Regions from separate parts of the Homo sapiens genome. Here region 2 is linked to region 1. Evidence: chromatin loops called from intact Hi-C (ENCODE). Cell type or tissue: heart left ventricle. All regions are shown on one strand.

What was found. Hi-C counts contacts between places; a loop is a spot of excess contacts. Peaks named below come from ENCODE experiments on the same cell type or tissue, not always from the same donor. Only the 100,000 strongest peaks of a DNase experiment are listed, where the experiment ranks them.
Region 2: a loop joins it to region 1, with 3 times the contacts of the local background. A loop is called at or near these places in 4 of 110 quality-filtered maps.

What each region holds. Positions count from the first base shown.
Region 1 is chr3:30,229,224-30,237,223 of GRCh38, forward strand. No RefSeq gene overlaps it. Among named protein-coding and RNA genes, the nearest start is that of LINC01985, 290 kb to the right of the region's middle. In heart left ventricle, no CTCF peak of the experiment used is centred here; no DNase peak of the experiment used is centred here; H3K27ac peaks cover 2,501 bases.
Region 2 is chr3:30,678,589-30,686,588 of GRCh38, forward strand. The region is part of intron 5 of TGFBR2 (transforming growth factor beta receptor 2); the gene reads left to right. Among named protein-coding and RNA genes, the nearest start is that of TGFBR2, 76 kb to the left of the region's middle. In heart left ventricle, no CTCF peak of the experiment used is centred here; DNase peaks (open chromatin) are centred at 2,352, 2,933 and 3,543; H3K27ac peaks cover 5,436 bases.

The DNA of each region.
Region 1 (8,000 bases):
CATCAAAATAAAGAAAATTTATGATGAATATGGGATGCTGTAAATTTGGGATGGATAACTGGTTTCAATAGAATTAAATTATTAACAGCAAGATTACCTATTCAAATTATAAAATTATATTTATTCAAGCCTATTTATGGGGATATTCATGAAATATGGAATTAAATATATTTTTACATAAACTAAACTAAAAACAGAAGCCTACCTATCATCAAATGGTATCTCACTGTCATATTATTGGAACATAGGTTCTAGCAGCTAAGGTATTTTTTTGTATTTATATATTAAATAATTCATAAATCTTTGTTTTGTTTTGTTTTGTTTTTGAGATGGAGTCTCGCTCTGTCACCCAGACTAGAGTGCAATGGCGTGATCTCGGCTCACTGCAACCTTCGCCTCCCAGGTTCAAGCAATTCTCCTGCTTCAGCCTCCTGAGTAGCTGGGACTACAGGCACCCGCCACCATTCCCGGCTAATTTTTGTATTTTTGGTAGAGACAGGGTTTCATCATATTGGCCAGGCTGGTCTCGAACTCTTGACCTTGTGATCCGCCCGCCTTGGCTGCCCAAAATGCTGGGATTACAGGCATGAGCCACTGCACCGGGCCTAATAATTAATAAATCTTATAAAATGTTTTAGATCAACATCTTATTCCTTGATTAATTTCTATGAATAAGAGAAAGGACTAGCATTGTTAACCATGTTTAAAACTGGAAATACCAAACCTCAGAGAGACTATGCAATTGTCCAATGTTACTATAACTTAAGTCAGCCAAGGGAACTGAAGCTAATTCCAGATGTACCAACTATTCAGTTAAAAAACAAAAACAAAAACATGAACCTAGCCCCATTAAAATGTAAGTTTTACCATTTTGTAAAAATTCACATTTTCAATAAAAGACTTACTCTCATAGATCTTTTGATATATCATTTTTGTTTAGACCAACAGTGCTGCACTCACACAAACACCTTCCCATTTCAACTTATTCATCTGAGAAGAATATCTCAACCAAAAGCCAGTCAAATTTGAAAAGGCAGAGAGAAAAGGCATAATCAAGGAAGAATTTTATATTTTGTCAATATTTTTTAAGCACTAAGGAATAGCTTTAGTTGCTGAAATAATAAAAAATAATAAATGATCACAGAGACTAAACAAGAACAGGTGATTCCTTTACTGTTTAAAGAGATCAGAAAGCAAATGGTTTCTTTGACTCAAGCAAGTCCATCTCTCACGTATGAAACTCTTAACTGTGACTACAGAGAAACATAATAAGCAAATCATCCAAGTAACAATAATCTAATCATATTCCCTTCTCCAAAATTCTACATGCCTGCCTACACACACGGAGCCCAGCTGTCTTTGAGGCGAATAAATAATACTTGAAGGTCAAGTGAAATTTTTCTATCTAGCAATGTCAGACAGAAAATAAAAGATCACTGCTCAGATGTTCCTTTATAAATGTCCCTGCTTCTCCTCATGATGCTAACAATGACCCAAATCTTTATTTCACATAGCTGTGGACATGCCAACATGGTTGTATTCTACCCTATGAGTGATTTCTTTCTTCACTTAGCTAAAGAACAAAAAAAGAGAGAAAAACATAAATCAACTAAATAATCCATCAACCATTTAATGGACATTGACGAAGTGCCTCCAACGTGCCAGGCACTGTGCTAGCATCTGGGAATAAGAGGAATAAAACCAACCTGGATGTTCTAATGGCTCAAAGTGTAGCTGAATATCCTATCAATGAAATAAACTGTGCAGCACTGTGATAAGAGTCACAGTGATACCATGAACAAGATCTAGACATGAGTGAAAAACAATCTTCCTTTGCAAAGTGAACAAAAGGTTTTCACCAAAAACTCCTTAACTCAGAGATTCAGATTTTTTCTTTTACTTTTTTTAGGTAGATAAGGAGATGGCACATTCCAGGCAAAGGGAAGAGCTGGGCACATGGATAAATGATAATATGGGGTTTTGGGGACCTATGAGCAGTTTGGGTTGACTGGATTTGGAGAAGAGAAGAAACAATGTGAAAGGCCAGAGTACAAATGGAAGGAGATGCTCCAGTAATGAAGAATCTTTAACTGCAGTCTGTGGAAGACCATGGAAAATTATAGCAGGGTGCTGGAAAAATCAGAAAATATAACATAGAGGGCCTGGGGCCCAGGTGGAGGGTGGCAGACTATGACACTTGGACCGAGGCTGTGGTAACAGGGATTTGAGTTACTAAGGATCTGGTAACTGGGTCAGAGGAGCAGGTGTTGTGGGTAACTCAACAGAACTGTTTTAATTCTTGAAAACAGTCACTCTTGCCCAGGCCATCCTTAAATTTCTGGTTTAATTCCCTCTGGTTTTTGGTTCTGAAGTATCTTACATTTTGTGGTTGGGAGAAATTTATTTGACTTAGGAGACTGAGCTATTGAGCAAGTTGAGCAAAACTTACATGAGCCACCAGAGAAATGAAATGTCCAGAACTGGCCAAAAGAGAAGCCCTGGGGCCCTGTCTTTAAAGGATTACTGCATGAATTAGTGACCAGCAGATGCTGAAAGTGAAAGTGGCATGATTGTAAATGCAGCATGAGAGTTTGGCTTGGATAGACCAGATGTTTACCAATTTGCTTTGGGAAACAAAAGCCCTAGAGAAGGGTTTGGAAAAAGCCATCAGGGACTACTAAACTGTGACAATGGTCAATTGCCTTGATAACCATCTTTCCTCTCCACAGATGTTTCCAATGATAGGAAATGCGGGAAAATAAAGGCCATTCAACTAATCAAGCCCATACTTAGCTAAGCTGGGAATAATGCACAGAGCTTTTTAAAAGCCTCTATTGTGATTCTTTGTTTCCGAAGGGGGCAGGGATTCTGGTTATTAGGTTTGATTTTAAAACCCCTCCACTGAATACCACCAGCCTTGTATTCTTGTTGAAATCTTGCACCAGGAAAACCCATCAGACCAACTTGATTAAAAGAGGGTGCTATCAACACTCATGTTAATTATTTGGACTAGTGGTGCATCATTTTGCTTTCAAGCTTCTTAGAGATATTTGCTGTTCTGTTCATGACACAATGCTTGTAATCTGGCCAGCCAGCCAGAAAACACCATTTCAAAAATTTGTGACGTAAACTTGTGGTTTAGTCCGTTTGCACACTGCTGTAAGGACATAACCGAGCCTGAGTAATTTATAATGGAAAGAGGTTTAATTAACTTACCATTCTGCAAGGCTGCGGAGGCCTCAGGAAACACAATCAAGGTGGAAGGGGAAGCAAATATGTCCTTCATCACATCGTGGCAGGAGAGAGAAGAAAGTGCAAGAGGGGAAAAGCCCCATATAAAACCATCAGACCTTCTGAGAACTCACTCATCATCACAAGCACAGCATAAGGGTAAACGCCTGCTGATTAAATTACCCACCACTCGGTCCCTCCCATGACACATGGGGATTATGGGAACTACAATTCAAGATGAGATTTGGATGGGGACACAGCTAAACCATATCAACTTGTGTCAGCTTTTACAAATACTATGTGTAACTCAGTACTAGGTGGGAGAAAGGAAAAAACAAAAAGAAACATTCTGAAAGATGAGGCCATAAATTGTAAGACTTACACTCTTACCACTACTGCTTAGTATCATCCATGGACCAGCAGATCAGTTTCACCTGGGAGCTTAGCAATGCTAATTAGTGTCTGTCACCCCAGGCCTGCTGACTCAAACTAGGCATTTTAACAAGATATTCCAGGTGATTCCTGTGCAAGTCCATTTGAGGGGCACATGGAGGGCTTTTGGGGCAAAAACTCAAGTGGTCTTTTTCTTTTAGACTTTTTTTTAATCATATGTTTTTGGTTTTTGTCTCCTTCTAAACTCGAAGCTCTTAGTATCATCATCATCATTATTATATTTTACATATGATAAAGGCAACCAGTTATACTTAGATGCAGGTAACAAAATGGTAAGTAAGAAAAGGAAATGTGAGATATAGTTGTATATGTGCTTTTTTATTCAGGCATTGAATGACAATCTCTAGAAGCAAGGCTAATGCTCCTATAATTCTGAAGTAATGATAGGTGTCAACTATATTTGGAAATGCCTGCAACAACTATAATGTTATATAAAAATATCTATGACAAAGTCATATTCTGTCAATACTACTGTGCCTTGTTGCTGCATTCATAATTAAAAGGTGTACTAAGTATGAGTTTGAGATTAGTAAAAATTAGATGTCATTTTCTTTCCAACCAAGTTAAACACTGCTGAATTCAGTCCAAGGGCCCCAGGTTAAGAACGTTTGTTCTAAGAGGCTAATGTAGGAAATTATGGGATGTGTTTTAACTTGGTCTTGCTGGAAGGTGGGTGAGGGCTCCATGAGCTGGCTCCATACAATCCTTCCTCAAGTACATGATGAAGGAAGGTGCAAGGAGGCTGATGTTCTTCCACCCCAGTAGGCTATTAAGTGCCCAAGCCCCACTCCCAACCCCTTTGGGGGTTTCTTTGTTCTGAACCATTAAAAGGTTGGGCTGAGGCAGATGGATAATCTGTAAATCCTTCATTTTCTTCATCAGATCTGTTTTCCAAACATTGCCTGATGTTATAGGAATATTTACAGAAAGGGTGTGTTTGTAGTTATTTATGTTTCACATTTATTTACTTAGAATTTTTAAAATCTCATTTTCATTTTGATTTTGTATTCCAAACCAATTAATGGTCTTGGTTGAACAACAAAAACAGACTAAAATTAAAATTATCATAAACAAGCAGTACAATAACAGCCTCATGAAAAAGGTAAAGCAAGCTGATGGTGGGACAAACATTTCACCTTCTCAGTTGATTAATTTTAGATAAATAAGGCAAAATAAACAAACAAATATAGAGCTTGGCATGTGGTATGCATGCAATAAATATTTGATGAATGAATCAAGATATCAGAAAGAAAAATATTTGAAAGGTCTTTCTCTAACAGCCACTACTCATTTTAGCTACACATAATTGACTGGAAATATTCCCATTTTAGGAAGGAATTCTTTAGAGTAAGTGCGCTGAATTTAACATTTATTCATGTTTCTTTAAGTTGTAAGACTTGATAATTTTAGTATAAACGGGTGAACCCTGGGGTCAGGAATTATCTGATGTGATGTTCAGGAAGTAGCTTTGGCACTGTCAAGCAGAAGATAATTTAAAACCACCAAAGCATTCTCATTGTTAATATTTAAAGACTTCTGGGAAATGTGCTCATTTATTTCACAATTTAAAATAAACAAGTCTTAATAGCAACCTTTGAATATCTCTTAACAAAATTATCACCAAGCACCATTAGAAATAGCTTTTTATTGTTTGTGATCTATGAACTCACTCCATAATACTAATGCTTCAATCAGTTGTGACTGAGAGTTATATTCATGACAGATGCCAGAAATGGATCAAAAGCAGATAGAAGAAGCAAGCTGCTACCACCTTGTCCTCATAACATGTGTTCAAATAAAATTTTAAAAGTTCAAGGCTATATAACTTTTGTTTCATTGAAGATATTATAAAAGTAGACTGTTCTGAAGTAATTTTTACTTTTTTCTTCCCCGTTGATCTGAAGCATGCAACCAGGATTCATGGAGTTCTTTTCTGAAATTAATAAGGTTTTTGTTTACTAAGAAGCTTGAGTCTAAAAATCCTTTCTTAAATCCATTTTTGAAAACATCTAGTGTGACCCACTACACACAATTTCTAAGCCTACATCTTGGTAGTGGGCAGAGTAGATATACTCTTGCTCTAGTCCATGACATTATTTGTTATCTGTAAATTTTAGAAGAGATTCTGTATTCATATAGTATATATATATACACACACACACACATATAATAATGTATATTCAATATAGTATACACGCTATGTATTTGTACATATATATTTAAACTATGTAAGTAAACCATATGTAAATGATAAAAATGTTTAAATTATCAGAAAGAGGTATAAAATAAATGTCCAAAATGCAAAAAGAGATTAAAAGAAGGTATGTAAAAATAAAGAAATGATTGAACAATAAGAAAAATGAATAGGTTATTTGAAAAATAAAAGAATCCAATAGAGTTTTTAGAAGTAAATAAGGTCATTAAAATATTTAAGAAAATCCATGGACAAATTAAATAGGATATTAGATTATAAAAAGTATATTATAAAAACTTCGAAGTATATTATAAAAAGTATATTATATTATAAAAACTGAAGTATATTATGAAAACTTTAATGACAAGCAATAGTTTGGTCAAGACACTTGCAACATATAATACAATTTTGGTATCTGAAATATACAAAAAATCCCTATAAACCAGTAAGAGTCCAAGAAAAGCAGGCAGAGGACATAAATAAGCAATCTCAGAGTTATTTGCTAATAAACATAAGAAAAATGTTCAATTTTACTAGAAATTAGCACTATATAATTTTTAATAAATTGTAATACATTTAACTCTTATTATACTAGTAAAAATCAAAATAGCTGACAAATACCAAGTATTGGCAAGGATGTGGAGAAATGAGAACTTTCAAACAACTCTAGTAGAAGTGTAAACTATAACAACTACACTGGAAGATAAAGGGGATACTATCCAATAATTTTAAAGATACATCTAATTATTTACCAGAAATTTCTCTGCTCCAAAGAGTAGATTGTAAGGACTAGGAACATGAACTCAGGAGAAATGATGTCTTAGTTTGAGTCTTGAGTCTGTCACCTAATAGATCTGTGTTCCTAGGCAAATTAGCCTCTCTGAGACTCAGTCTCAGCCTCTTTTCTCTAGAATACTCTCTGTCATGAGTATTAAAAGAGTTCACAGAGGACTTAGTATAATGCTTGGAATAAAATAAGCTCAGTATAAATGTTAATCATAGCCAAACGCTGTTAATAATACCTAATAAAATTTAGCTATTAGCATGTGTACACATTTTAGAAATTCTGGCAGATGCACACAGGAGACAGGAAAGGATGGTCATTGCAGCATTGTTTCCGCTAATGTTAAGTTGGAACCAACTTAAATTTCTCCCACTGTGAGAACGAATAAATAAACTGTGCTATATTTATACAGTGGAATACTACACAGCAGTTAAGGGAATAACCTAGGTCAGGATTGTATGAAACATGGCCTGCTTTTGTTAATAAAACTTAATTGGAATATAGCTATGCCCATTCATTTTAACATGTTACCTATGGCTGCTTTTGCACTGCAGTGGTGGGGTTGAATAGTTGAAGTAGAGAGTATATAGCAGGAAAAGTTTAAAATACTTACAGTCTGGCCCTAAAATTTCCATTGAATTTTTATTTTAATATTATATTTTCATTTTCATTATAATCAAAAAAAATTTTATAAAATTATAATTTGAATATGACTGACCACCTTGAACTGAATATAGACACTTGATTTTAGTGCCCACATTTGATTTTATGCTTTTAATAGCATAGGAGCCAAAAGATATGACCTTAATATTCCTTAGCTGAGAACTAAAGAACAAAGGCAATGATGAGTTTGGGCCAAATAAAGGCCAAATAAAGACAAAAGAGCTTCATGGGGTTTAAGAACAAAGATGTCGTAGAATAGAATCTCTACCCTGATTACATATTAGAGTCACCAGGGAGCTTTTACAACATACCAGTGCCACACAGTCCCACCCATGGCCATCCCTGGAAGAAGGACCCAAGCAAGAATATATTTTAAAACTCCACAAATGACTCTAACGCGCAGTAAGGATTGAGAGCCGCTGTTTCCGAGCAGTTAACATAGACAACTAGATGGAAGAACTGGACTTTTCAAGATACAACGTGCATGCAACATAATGTGGGCATGCTCATATAAAAAACTCTGCACTTTATAAGATGGTATTCTGCCCATGTAGGAAGGGGAGCAATTTAGCTCAACAACACAGCAGCAACTATTACATGAACAATGCTAATGTAATACTAATTTATATTACTTACGTATTTGGTATTTTTCTTTAAAATTTTTTCTTTTTAATT
Region 2 (8,000 bases), 450 kb after region 1:
TGTGTGCAGAAGGATGATGGGATGCAAGTCTCCAGTGAAAACAGCTAATCTACATGACAAGTATAGTGGATCTACCCACTGAAGGAGAGTAAGTGTGGCTGCTTGGATTTCTCGGGATGACTGCCATTGGTAATATGGATATAGCACCCCATCCTGTACTGAGAGAGTCCCTAGTTGTATTGATACTTTTTTAAGCTATGGAACATTAACCTCTCTGTTCCCAGTTGTTAATGAGCTATTGCAGAGGTGACTATTTGTTTTACTTTCTTGGATGTTAACATTACAGTACTCACTACTTGAAGAAAAATGTTCTAAGCAGCAGAAGGTCTAACTGAATGAAGTAGGATACAAGGATTAGGGACAGAAGATTTCACAGAAAACTGTGAAGTCCCACCTAGCCTGCCTTTAAGTGACTCATAAACATGGATATTAAGGCTCCAAGCTCACCTCCACGCCACATTCTCATTCTGTGTTCATCACTTCATCATGATGGATGTCTTTTAGGTCTTACCTCCAGGCTTTGTCTCATGCTATTTACTGGCACTGGAACACTTAACTAGTCTGTTTTTAACAGGCAAGTGTGGTTCAGTTGTGATAAATGCTTAGGAAGGGAAGGCAGTGAGCTCAAAGGACTGAATGCCCAGGTTGGCTACAGGGAGTGCAGTGTTATGGTCAGGGAATGAGACTTAGGTCAGCTCTTAAAGGAAGAGGAAGACTCTGGGGCATCCTTCTGAGTTACTTCTTTACTAGCCAGTCTCCCCTGAATGCAGGGGAGCACAGGGAAAACAGAGAAAGAACAGCACTACACTGGAGAAGCCTCACTTTTATCAGGTGAGAAAACATAAACAGATGATAATAGAGCTCTTCAAAAGCCAGGTGGTACAGCTTCATTTCGCACAAAATTCCACCAGGGGCCTCGGGAGATGTGTTGCAGTTAGGTGAAGAGAGTGGTCAGAGAGAAAGGCTTCTTATTGAAAGTACATTTGGTCCAGATAAAGAAAGCCATAAAGGAATAATTACCACTTCTTAAGCACTTGCTCCACACATCAACTCATTTAATCTACCAAAACTCTTTGAGGCCTGTACTGTTATTAATCCCATTTTACAATAAGAGAACTGAAGGCTCAGGAAGTGCGAAAGTTGTGGAGCCAGGAATCAAAGCCCTGTTGTCTGACTCTGTAGCTCACAGGCCTTAGTATTCCTGGTATACTGCTAGCCTGGCCAATGGAGAACGTATTTAAAATAGTAGCTATGGCCATGTACAGGTACAGGCTCACGCCTGTAATCCCAGCACTTTGGGATGCTGAGGAAGGCAGATCATGAGGTCAGGAGTTTAAGACCAGCCTGGCCAAGATGGTGAAATGCCATCTCTACTAAAAATTAAAATATTAGCCAGGCATGGTGGCGGGTGCCTGTAATCGCAGCTACTCAAGAGGCTGAGGCAGAGAATTGCTTGAACCCGGGAGGCGGAGGTTGCAGTGAGCTGAGATCGTGCCACTGCACTCTAGCCTGGGCGACAGAGCGAGACTCCATCCCCCCCGCCCCCCAAAAAAAATAGTAGCTATGATTCCTATGATCAGTATGGATACGATAGTCAGAGCTACTCTGTGCATCCTGGCAGTAGATATGAAGCCTTCCAGCAGAAGCTGAGGAGACAATCACATGTTTGAGGAACATTCAGTGATGGCCTCACTTCTCTGGGTGAATCCCTGTTAACAGAATCCAAGGCTGTTAATTTGTGTAGCAGGTCACAGTATTGATACCTTAAAATTTGAGATAACTGTTTTATCTTTATTTCCCTAAAGATATATTTATTCATTCATTCACTCAAAAAGTATTTATTGAGTACCTATTGTGTCGCAGGCATTGTTTAAAATGCCAGGGATACAGCAGTTTAAAAAGCAGTGTCTTTCTTTGAGAGACAGGAAGTCTAGTGAAGAGCCAGTATTTTAGGGACAGGTAATGAACAAAGAGATTATGTAATATAATGTTGGAGTTGGGTGGGGTGGGTGGGATGATTTTAGAAAGAAAAATAGACTTGGGGGATAGATAATGAAAGAGGCTGTCATTTCAGACATTTTAATCCTCTGAAAGAATACAAAAGAAAAAAAAAAGAAAACAAATCTTTCAGAATTGTTTGAAGTAAGAACAAGACAAGAGGAGGTGATTGGTGTGTTACTGTTCTACGAAAAAGGAGAAAAAGCTTCATGAAATCGCCATTCAGCAAGGACAGAACTGGAGATGGCTTCTCTTTTACAAAGAAATCTCTGTCCCAGGCTTTCAGTCTGTTTGGTGTTCATACAAGTGTTTGTGTGTTGTGTGGAAGGCGGGTGAAGGCGGGTGAAGGCGGTCCTGTTCAGGGCCCCCTTTGGTGAACACAGCAGGCAAAATACTCTCGTCATCCCCAGCCAAACTGGCCTGCAAGCACACTGACTTCCACATCCCTAGCATTTAGGCCTTTGAATAGAAGCTGACACGTAGCAGCCAGCTGAACAAGTATTTAATGAGGAGCAACACAACTCCAAGAAGGGCTCCTTAGTGTATTGTCAAGTTGCTGCAGCCTTGTGAGATGAAAAAAAAAAAAAAAAAAAAAGTGCAAATGAACCAAAAAGAAAGGGAAGGGGCTGGGGGAAGAAAGAGACAGAAAAAAAGGAGGCGTTGGAGAGACGGCTGAGGAGAGACCAGGATTGAAACGCTTCATTTTCCTGGATTTCAAGGGAGCACAGTCTGGAAAGCAGATATGAAAACTCGGGGGTACTGCTTTGGGGAAAACCATCAACAACTTTGCTGCCCTGTTACATTGGGACTACAGTCAAAACAGCAGCTGTGCACCAGATGCTGACTTTCCGAGGAATACCATTGCTGTCCCAGAGACCTGCCCTCTGAGGGTTGTGGAACTGGGAAGAGACAGGCAAGCGTAGTTTTCTCTTAAGAGCCTTTTGAGACAAATTAAAAGAAGCTGCGAGGGCCGGGCGGTTGCGGGTGGCTTCCATCAGTGAAAAGACTGCAGAGAGAGGTGGCGGGAGGGAGATGGAAGTAAGAGAAAGTCGTTCTCAAGCAGTGAAATAAAGAGGTTTTTTAGAAAAGATGCCGTTTGAGGCACTCAGGGAAATTCTGAGGTGTTCAGCCCCGTCTGTCTGGCTTCAGAAACAGTCTGAGGGTGAGACAAAGACTTGGTTTGATGAACTAATTCTGCTGTGTAGGCATATGTCTTGGGTGGAGTGCCTCCAACCCTGGAACAAGAATTTGAGTACTAGTAGTTTATTTGGGAAGAGATTGCAGGAAATGCCAGTAAGAGAATGAGGAAATGAGTCAGGAAAGGGAAGGAAACCAGTAAAGGATATCTTATCAAGTGGGTTACCACCATGGGCAACTGGAGTATAACTACGAGCAGAACACACACCTCAGTGTCATACCACCTGACTCAAAGGAAGCTGGGTGTTTTATCTTTCCAATTCCCATCAGTTTGCTGGAGGGCTGCTCCAGGCCGAGCTGGGAGGGTTCACTCCAGCCCTTCTGCCTGTTCCTCCTGGAGTTGGGCCAGCCTAACCGGAAGAGCCAGTGCAATGGGGTTGGGAGGTGGCGGTGCAGCTGGCCCTGCAGCATCACACTGAATAATTGTAGGGGGCATATGTGACTATTCTTATTTTGTGGATATAGGAAGTGAGGCACAAACTCTTGGCATCTCTTTTCTAAGTCCTCATATCTACTTTTTAAAGGAGTCAGGGCAAAAACAACAAATAATACTTACAATGCATATTGTTAGCTCTTCCACTTTTGAAGTGCTAAACTCAGTCATACTCTCTAAGCCTTCGCTTTTTCTCTTAGAGGCAATTCCAATTTTTTTTAAAAAGGTGGTTCTTGTTATAGGTTAGCCAGGTGTAACATTTTCTCTGGACTCAGCCCACACACTCCTGAACTTGCTTTTTATGCAGTTCTTCACAAGAGAGAGGCCCAAGGTCAAGCATCATTTGATCAAATGTGCAAAGAGGAACTGCATTAATTCTATTGCCAACTATGCCCCAATCTGATGCCTGTAGCTAAAATGAGATTCTCATCCTTACCTCACCTCCACCACCAGTCACATCTACTTCCCTAAACCCAGAAAGGACAAGTGTTTGGGTTTAATGTGGGTAAATAATACCAGCTAAGGAGAGGGCTGCTCTTTGTAATTGTTTTTTTGCATAGCTGGCTTAGAAATTACAAATAACAACCACCCAGCAGATCCCATAAGGTTCCCCTTCTCAAGGTTGTATGCTGAGGAGGGCCCCATCAAGGCAGGGAGGGACACACTTGTCACATTTGGGAAGGGCATGTTCATACCAGGGACTGCCCCAGCTGTACTTGCTCTGGTTAGGGGAGAAATCTCTGCAATGCTTGGCAGAGATGAGCAAGCATGAAAGCTTCCTAAAAAGGCAAAGGCAAATTTCTTCAGAGTAACAGTAATAAAGTGCACAATTCTAAATGCTCTTCCTGGAATCCAGTGTACTATTTGGGCCTCAGTTTTCTCAACTGTAAAATGAGGATGTTGGATCCCGTCTCTGAAGACCTTTTCAATATTCTTTGTCTGACTCATTTGAAACCCTTAAAATATGTTTAATAACTTGTGCTCTTTTTTCCTGTGTCAAAATGCATCTCACATTCCTTAAGAAGCATTTAGGGCAATGTTGCTCCAAGTGTGGTCTTTGGCAGGTGCTGGTCCTCAAACTCTCTGTTACAGATTTGCAATATAAGGACAGAAACCAAGATGTGTTTTGTGCCTTTAATAGCAGTTTGATGTTGCCACAACACTCAAGTGGGATTCATTTTTCTTGTAATTCATTTCTACTGTATTTTACCAAAGCCTTTATTCCCAATGAATTGAGGGCAAAACATCTGGGCTTTTATAAAAAATTGATTGAGAAGTGCTCATTTGCAAGTAATAAGGGAAAAATTTTAATCACTTTTAATCTCACTATTCCACCTAAGCCACTTTTGTGAAAGAAACAGTGGTTAGGAGTTGGGGAGAGATTTACATTTCTTTATACATATTTGTTTAGTCATTTCATAGTTTTAATCACATGCATTTTCCAAAATAAAAATATTTTAAGCACCATCATGAAAAATAAATAAGATACACAGTTTGGACCCAAAGATTTTGCCAAAGTGGATTAAACATCCCAGTCTCCAGCTGCCTGAAACCCTGGGGAAAAAGTTGGGAGTGTCAAAGGTCTCAGGCCATCAACTTGTTGCCAATCACCAGCTCTGTCCAGTTCCCCAGGACTGCCTGGGCTCTGTTACATGAGGTCTCATCCTAGGAACGACCATTGGTACCCACCTGGCTGGCAGAGGGCTTTCTGCTTTCTAACCTCCTCTCGCAGGGTTCAGGCTATCTCTGGCCACGATCTTCCCTTCTTCTGCTGAGTCAAAGCAAATATCTGAGGCATTCTGAGGGACACTTAGAACTGAGGAGCAATTAAGAAATGCCCTCCAGGAGGGACTGGCCTCCATGTTACATGGTCATCCTACAAGTCCTAATGGAGGCCCTGAGAATGGCATTGCCTTAATGGCCATAGTAGGAAAAATGAGCAATGTTGCCTGATCGCTGCAATTGAATATCAAAGATGTTAACTGAGAGGCACATGTATACACACTGCCAAACATTAAACCATCTTCCTACACATTGCAGGGCATGAGAAAAAAAAAAATGGAGGTTGGGAGTAGGATGTCCAAAATGAGAGAGAAGGGTAAAGAAAGAAGAATTGCAAAAATCCATAATTAGAAAGAAAAAAGCAAACATGCATTTAGCTGTTTTGGAAAATCTATGTTACATAAATAGGACATTTTTCAGAAGTTAAAGAAAGGTCAGCCTAAATCATGCACACACTGCAGATCCCCATCCGTACTCCTAATCTGAAAAACTAATATTAAAGGATTAGAGTATGACAGTTTAGGTCAAATGATGATCCTCCCTCCCCAGACTTGTCTATTTTAAGCTTAGGAGGAGGCAGAAGAGTCATAAATTCTCCCAGTGGGGCACAAGGAGCCAGTCCTTTTGCCAGCACCTTTCAGACTACCCGTGACCTCCCTTCCTTGTGAAATTACCCATAAGTCGAAGATGGGAAGCAGGCCTTGTATCCCTTGGGAATATTAGGGAGTCTCACAACTTTCCAAGATTTTAGGAAAAGTAGGAAGTAACCTATTTATAAGTCTGTTTGTTTTGGGAAGGGATTATTGCCTTTGTCTTCCTTTCTAAAATAGCATTCATTAATTTTTCTTTAAGTAAAAATATGCCCAATGCCATCTTCTCTCATTCCCCATGGAAACTTGCTTTGATCCACAGAGTACCTATAAAAAAAATTACAATAAATTGTGTAGTGTTTGTAACTAGGAAGATTAGGACTTGGAATGAATTGGCTCTGCGTTTATAGTCTCAAGGACAAAGACTTTGTCTTTGTTCTCAAGGACTATCAGCCATGAGATTGACAGCTGGGGTTTATTCTGATCCCAACATTTTCCTCCTCTGATGTTGGTCATGTCCTCCTCTGTCACTTCTGACCATGAGTATAGGGATTGTTGTTGATAGTCAGAGGAGAAAGAACTCTCTGAAATGCTTGGTAGAAAGGAAAAAGCATGAAAGCTTTCTAGAAAGGTAAAGGAGTTTCATCAGAGTAACGGTAATACAATGTGAGATTCAGAATGTTCTTCCTGGTTTAGTAATTTCACCTTCACAAGAAGGGGCTACATCAAGGCTTCCCCAGGGTAGCTTTGCAGCTACAGTCAGATTGTGCAGATTCACTGAGACAAAGGCCTAGGGAGAGAGGAGAAAGCACTTCCTTGGCGGCTGTGTTGGGCCAGCTTTACTAGAAGTGGAGTCTGACACACTTTTGTGCAATGATTTATTGAGGATAAGCTCTCATGAGAAGGAAGTAAGAGAAGCAGGAAGAGGCATGGAAGGAGTTAAGTGAACTTGTATTTCAAGAGAGGTCTAACCTCAGCTTGATCTCACTGGAAGCTCTGGAGAGTGTGAATTGCACCATAGTTACCCACCAAGAGCCAAGAGAATTGGACTGTTAAACTTCAACATTAATTTGTCATCGGCTATACGCTGCCTCTGAGAGTAAGGCGGTCATGTCCACGAATCTCTAGGATAGGCAACTCCCATTGGCCAAGGACAATCCCCCAGAAAAGGGTGAAGGTGTGAGCCCTTATGAGCCAACACCTGTGGCAGCTGTAGGCTGCTGGCCCTAGCTTGGTCAAGGGGACCTTGGCAGGCACCAACTGCAGCTGCTACATAAGCCAAAACAATTGAAGATGGAAGGTCTGTGGACTGTACCTTATCTAAGGAACAATTTATATCATATACAAATCCTATCCTTTACTATTATATGGTAGTACATATATCTCAAGGTATGGTACCAAGGGGGCATCATATTTGATTAGATTGGATTACAAGATAAATCTGAAGAGGAACATGGAGGTAGCTCAGTTCAGTATATTCATTTTATAGAAGAGAAGAAGTACATGAGAGTAAACACTTACTGGGAACCAGATCTGATTCTCAGTTTTCTCTTTTGCTTGAATTCAACCGAACTCATATTTATTAAATTCTTACTACGTATAAGGCACGATTTTAGGCACTGAGCAGATAAGTGAAAGACACCAAATTCAGCCACTGCCTTGTGCCTTAGGCATTTACAGTCTGGTTGAAGATAAGGAATGAAAGAAAAAAATAAGAGTATAAATGCTATGCAAATCACAATTCAGATCTCACCCAAGAGCAATGTGGATTAAATGCTTGGGTCCTTTGAGGCAAAAAGCATGACACACAGGAGGATAGTTTGTGGTTTGTCTTAATGTGATGGGAGGCCTTCATCCCAAATTCCCCTGTATTTAAAACTATAAAAAAGAAAATATCCTGGCAGCTCTACTATTTGGTGAAGCTGAAAAAGATAAATATTCAAGTAGAGTTCTGGAAAAGGGGAAAAAAGCAAATGAACAAAGAACAAAAACAAGCCGTC